Linked DNA regions of Homo sapiens: region 1 is linked to region 2. Evidence: chromatin contacts called from ENCODE Hi-C data. All regions are on one chromosome and are shown on one strand. The core of a region is the stretch at or near the end of the contact, and the rest is flanking DNA. Distances in the headings are between cores, read along the strand shown.

Region 1 (3,049 bases), core at 122-2,621, 850 kb after region 2:
TACAGTTAATAATACTGTATTGTTTACTTAAAATTTGCCAGAGAGTATGCCTTAAGTGTTCTTATCACACACACACACACACACACAGAGTACATATATATGGTGATGGATGTGTTAATTAATTTGATTTTGGTAATTATTACACAAAGTATATGTACATCAAATCAACAAGTTGAACACGTTAAATAGATATAATTTTTCTTTGTCAATTATACCTCAATAAAGCTGAAAAAAAAGAAATATAACATGAGTCACAAACGTGAGCCACATTGTAATTCTAAATGTTCTAATAGTCACATGAAAGAAGTAAAAAAAGTAAAATTAATTTTAATAATATATTCTATTTACTAGTATATTAAAATCATTACCATTTAAATATGTATTCAGTATAAAATTATTAATGAGATAGTTTACTTTTTTAAAAATATTAAGCCTTGGAATAAGTATGTATTTTACACTCATAATACATCTCAGTTTGGACAGGCCTCACACTTCAAATGCTCAGTGTGTACCGTATAGGACAGTGTATCTTTAGATCACTGTTGTCAATATAAAAACAAAATATGTGAAAATCTTTATTATAACAATTGAATTCATGATTTTCCTCAAATGAAGGCAAAGAAATAAAATTTTATGAAATAAGTATACTATAAAATGATTTATATGGTGTATGTGTCCTTATTTTATTATTCAACTACACATCAATAGAATACTCAGATATACACACGTGTGAATATATTAGTTGTCTTTGATGTTTTTCAGGCACATAAAAAGCATAACTTTACATGTTTTTTTACTTAGTCACTATAAAGTTATATTTATCAAGGTAGGCACCTAAAACATTTTATTTATTTATTTATTTTTAAAGTAACCAGTTTATTTTGTTTTATTGGAGGGTGTTGATTGGGCATTTTGTTTTGTTTTGTTTTGTTTTGCTTTGTTTTAGAGTCGGAGTTTTGCTCTGTCATCCTGGCTGGAGTGCAGTGGAACGAACATAGCTTACTGTAGCCTCGAACTTCTGGGCCCAAGGGATCCTCCTGCCTTAGCTTCTGGAGTAGGGGGCACTAGAGGCGCATGCCACCCCACCTGGCTAACATTTTATTTAAGAGTTTACTAGGCCAGGCACAGTGGCTCATGCCTGTAATCCCAGCATTTGTGAGGCTGAGATGGGAGGATTCTTTGAGGCCAGGAGTTCGAGACCAGCCTGGTCAACATAGTGAGACCCCATCTCTAAGAAAAAAAGGTTTGCTAACTTGATTTCCAACACTTAAATATTTGGGCATATAGTAGGCATTCATCTATAACCTTGCCACAGGCCCTGCAAAAGTTGGACTTGGGCCTGGCTTGGAACTCTGCTTTCAAATGTTGGCATGACTCATTCCCTCACTCCTTTGAGAATGAGCTCAAATTTCGTTTTGTCAGTGAGAACCGAAACTGTATACACCCACATAGCTTACTGTGTATATTTACAGGCCTTTGTTATTCTAGGTTTCATCAACATAGCTTTACTATTCTAGGAAACTCTTGCTGAAGAAGATAAAAGTTGTGAATAACATTATCATTCATTTCAGCAATGTCCCAAAAGGCCATCAACTCTTCATGAAAAGCATCAATTTGTTCCTCCAGTCATGGGAGCCATATCAAAACTACAGTTGAAACCCCAAGACTGCTTGAACCCAAGACTCTTTGAAAACCTTGCCTTTACATCTTCACTTTGCTGTGACCACGAATCTTAAACTATTAAGTCATAATCCTTACAGAGTGTTAATTAAGCACTGATATCGGATAAGATCTGTCTTAAACTGACTTAGAGTCCCAGTAAATATCCTGACTTTGTTCTCCCTCTTCTGAGATGCTCTAAGATTCTGTGGAGGGAGTACTCCCTTCCCAAGATCAATATAAGCTCAGCTTTGTCTTTTCGACAGGTTGTCATAGTGATAATTTGGGGAGCCAGCATTCAGGATCAGTAAGTCTTTCTCTGAACATTCTTTTTTTTTTATTTTTTTTTTGAGAAGGAAGTCTTGCTCTGTCACCCAGGCTGGAGTGCAGTGGCGTGATTTCGGCTCACTGCGACCTCCCAGGTTCAAGGGTTCAAGCGATTCTCCTGCCTCAATATCCTGAGTAGCTGGGATTACAGGTGCCTGCTTACCACGCCTGGCTAATTTTTGCATTTTGAGTAGAGACGGGGTTTCACCATGTTGGCCAGGCTGGTCTTGAACTCCTGACCTCAGGTTTTCTACCCGCCTTGGCCTCTCAAAGTGCTGGGATTATAGGCATGAGCCACCATGCCAGGCCTGGTCTTGAACTCCTGACCTCAAGTGATCCACCTGCCTCGGCCTCCCAAAGTGCTGTGATTACAGGCGTGAGCCACCGCGCCCAGCCTAGTCAAATTGTTTTATATAAGAGAATGTTAATCAAATTTTCTGATCAGGTGATTTTTCAAAAGCTAAAGCATTATATCAGAGCTTATATCAGTAAGAGTAGCCGGGGATGTAGAGGATATTCTAAGCATAAATCTTTCTGATGATCTGGCTTTATCCCAGAGATGTGAAATTAATAACACATCAGGGTATAAAGAGAATATTCTTTCCACATGAATATCATTTCTCATAAAGGAGTTTTTACAGAAAATTAGCAACTTCTCTGGAATTAAAGGAACATCGCTCTGTTACCCAGGCTGGAGTACAGTGGCGAGATCATAGCTCACTGCAGGCTTGACCTCTCAGGCTTAAGCAATCCTCCTGCTTCAGCCTCCTGAGTAGCTGGGACTACAGATGTGCACCACCGCACCCAACTAATCTTTAAATTTTTAATTTTTTGTAGAGACGGGGTCCAACTATGTTGCCCAGGCTGGTCTCAAACTCCTGGGCTCAAGCAGTTGTCCACAGGCTGCAGTTTTAGTTCATACAGAATTGTCCTCAAAGAATGTCATAGTCTGGGCTACATTTTGGACTTATTTCCCTTTCTTCTTTATGGGGGATGTTCAATCTGTGATTTTCTGAGTTCCTCAGATGAAAGGCTTCTGCAAGTCTGTGAAGGTTTTTTAAAG
Region 2 (3,251 bases), core at 362-2,861:
AAGGGGAAGGAGCTTAGGTATTAAAGATTGTGGAGAAGATCTATTAAAACACAGGGCCCCAATCCTCCTCTTAAGGAGTCTCCCCTTAAGAGACAGGGTTCACTTTCATCCCATATACTTCTGATTAAAAGGAGCCTCTTATACCCAGGAGAATACATTCCAGGTGCAGAAAGCCAATTACCTAGTTATTCCCTTACCCACGTAATTATAGACCTTAATCCAAATTCAAAGGACTCCTGGGAGATGCTGGAATCTGTAATTGTGTAATCTCTTTGATGAAGCACAGAGTGTGATCTTTTGCTCATGTGGGGCTAGGTTTCTGTGGAGAAGCTGGAAATGCTGTGGAAAAGGGCTTGCCCCTTTTGTGTATATGAACTCTAATGTAGTTGAAATTCCTAGAAGTCAAAGATATAAATCTAACTACTAAAATTCATTTAGTGCATTAAAATGCCAGTTATTAATTTACGGCAACAACTAAAGGGAAGCTTTGTATTATTCTAGGACTACAATGCAATTTATGCTTTGCATAATCATTCAGTAAATGACTTATTGCTCCAGAAATACCATCTTGCTAGATCCCATTCTGAATTCAGTGTTTCTGAGCAATCTCATCTCCAATACAGAGTGATGACATACTCAGGATTCCAAGACGGCAAAATGACTTGGGTAATGTAGTCTAGGGCCTGCCAGTGAGTATGCTGAGACAGACCAGAAAGACTTAAAGATTCCACTAATGTAGACAAAGCAAGCTGAGCCACAACTTCTCGGAACACCAACAGGATGCACCAACAATCGACAAAAAAAAAAAAAAAAAAGGAGATAAAGTTTAAAGTTTGTCTTCCAGCATTCCCTTACCCTATTTTCCCCTTCCTCTTCCCTACTTTATCAGTGGGAAAAGTTCTCAATAATGCAATTCTTACTGAGATTCTTGTGTTTATCAGAGAAATGTTTCCTCTTTCTTTGCCAAGGAATTATATATTCCCAACAGACATGGCGCTTGAATGCTATATTTCCTTTGGAATCAAGAAAGGGGAGGTGGGGGAATCAAAAATTAAAAACCAAACCCAAGCCATTGTTCCTCTTCGAGGAAGGGTGGGTGGTCAGTCGTCGCCTGAGCTCCGAACATCAACCCGCGGCTCTCAAGTTCCCCTCCCAGTAATGCTGGGCCCAGCCTCGCCGCGGCCGATCCAGCCTCTGCCCTAGGTGGAAGCGGGCCACCCGGTCCCTTCACCCACTGAGGCCCAGTCCTTTCGCCTCAACACGAAGGCACCTGGCCGGGCCGGAGCAGCAGCCGCGGGGCCGGCACTGGGGCCACGGAACCCCGGGCCAGACTCAGGCCTGGGCCAGCTCGGCTCCGGCCTGCAGGGGGCGCTGCGGCGGCACCGGCGCGAGGCCCGCGCGTGCGGGGAGCGACCCCAGGTGTAAGTCCCGGGGCGTGGGGCGCGTGGGTCAAGGCGGAGCGACCCAGGATCCCCGCGCCCGCGGCGGCCGCCGAGTGGCAGCGCTGGACTCGCGGAGAAGCTTGGGTACCTGAGCCGCGGTCCCGGGTGACACCCTCAGTGACGCCAGGCGCGTTCCTTCCTCTTCCTCTCTCCTCTCCGGCCCCGCCTTCCCTTCCCTCCGCCCACCTCCCTGAAGCGGAGCCGCCGTCGCCACCAGCGCCGTCATGTCGGCCCCCGCCGGGTCCTCTCACCCGGCCGCCAGCGCCCGGATCCCGCCCAAGTTCGGCGGAGCGGCCGTCTCAGGAGCCGCAGCGCCCGCGGGCCCGGGTGCGGGCCCGGCGCCGCACCAGCAGAACGGTGAGGCGGGCGGCCCGGGCGGAGCGCGGGGCCTAGCACCGGCTGGGCGGCCTGCACGGCCACATCGGGGCGGGGCGGGCCGGGCCGGGAAGGGCGTTCGGGGCCAGGCCCGGCCCGAGGGACGGGAGCGGGCGCGGTGCGGAGGCCGCGGGGTCCGGGTTGGGTGCGGGTAGGGGGCAGGGAAGGCACGGCGCGGGGCGCGCGGGGGTGGGACGCCCCTGGCGTGGGGGCGGGGGCCGGCCTGGGAAAGCTGGGGCCGTGGCTGTTTATGTAATGCGACCCCAGGCCCGAAACGGCCTCGGGCGAGTAGGGGCGACTGAAAAGCTGGGAGCCCACGTAGTAAAACCCAGTTACCTAGCCTGGACGCGGGCGAGTTGCCCCGAGCGACCCCTTGGCTGCGAGAGCTGGCCAGAAGCCGAGGCCGCTGAGTGCGTGGTCCGGAGAAGGCTGGTGCAGCCACCCAGCAGGGTGGATTGTGCCCTTCCTGTCTCAGGAAAATTGCTTCGGTTCCCGAGGCCCAGCGAACACGCTGCCTTGAGGAAACTTAAGTTTGCACTCAAGTTTGTAGACAAAAGGGTGTAAATATGCTATATAAGTGTAACTGTAACCCTGACCCAGTTCGGCCTCAAGAACTGTCATTGCCGCTGCGGCTGCTGCTCAAGCTTTTGGAGTTTGCTTGTAGTGTTTGAAAGGGAGCAGATGTAAACGGATTTAAACGAACATCTTTAGATCTGGGTGTTTTTCCTAGCTCCACTTTCAGAGATGAAAAAACGTGCCAGAGTTGGCCCTGCTTTGAGGCAGGGCCTTCATACAGGCAGCAGCCAAATGCAGCACGAAAGCCGCTTTCATATTAAGGTCGTGGGCTTTTAGTAGGCTGCAAAATGATGGATATGCATTCCCTAATGCTGAGATTTGGAATGTTCGCGGATAGGGGCCAAGGGTGGAGGAATTCTCCTTACAGACTTCTTAGTATGTCAGATGAGAACCTTGGAAAGTAATTGACTGAATTTAGAAAAATACCTCTGTCCTGTGTTGGTACGAGAACCAAACTGCATTAGTACTCTCCAGATGATTGACCTGTTTTATCTAATTTCCTAATGAAAATCTGCTGGACTTTATGAATTAGTTTAATCAACATCTAAGTTTTACAACTGATGCTTTTCAAACATGAAGTGTATCGTTTGTCCTGAGGATCAGAAGTTGAGTGATACTTTAGCCTTAATATTCTTTGGATCAGCCTTACCTATCAGTATTACATGCTGTACTCTCAGTAGTCATTGTTTACTATAATCGCTTTTGGATATAAACCTGTTCTGAACAAATGTAAAAATACTATTTGTGAGCAGTGTTTGTTCTTGTAACCTTAATATAAGTTCTTGTTTTTGTTTGTTTTTAAAATAGCTTTATGAAGGAACTAGAACACGATAATTTAGTAAAAGAGCCCAAGTCTTT

What was found. Hi-C counts contacts between places; a loop is a spot of excess contacts on that map. Pooled maps may share reads with other maps.
Region 1: a pooled map shows a loop between it and region 2 (2.9-fold over the local background). The contact joins the enhancer-like site here to the promoter of SEC24B in region 2. A Hi-C loop is called at or near these places in 2 of 37 single-sample maps with no recorded cell type and 8 of 50 pooled maps.

What each region holds. Positions count from the first base shown.
Region 1 is chr4:110,285,925-110,288,973 of GRCh38, forward strand. It overlaps the pseudogene ZBED1P1. Among named protein-coding and RNA genes, the nearest start is that of ELOVL6, 89 kb to the left of the region's middle. RefSeq lists an enhancer at 1,346-1,435. Within about 2 kb of position 1,372, at least 3 of the 41 ENCODE cell types and tissues checked have a DNase peak (open chromatin) inside an H3K27ac peak, as active enhancers do.
Region 2 is chr4:109,432,204-109,435,454 of GRCh38, forward strand. It overlaps SEC24B (SEC24 homolog B, COPII component), which reads left to right and starts at 1,612. Exons shown (of 24, transcript NM_006323.5): 1 at 1,612-1,799. The coding sequence starts at 1,667. SEC24B-AS1 (SEC24B antisense RNA 1) reads right to left here and starts at 1,614. Exons shown (of 3, transcript NR_039978.1): 1 at 1,531-1,614. RefSeq lists silencers at 1,242-1,631, 1,682-1,951, 2,330-2,624 and enhancers at 1,506-2,365, 2,442-2,591.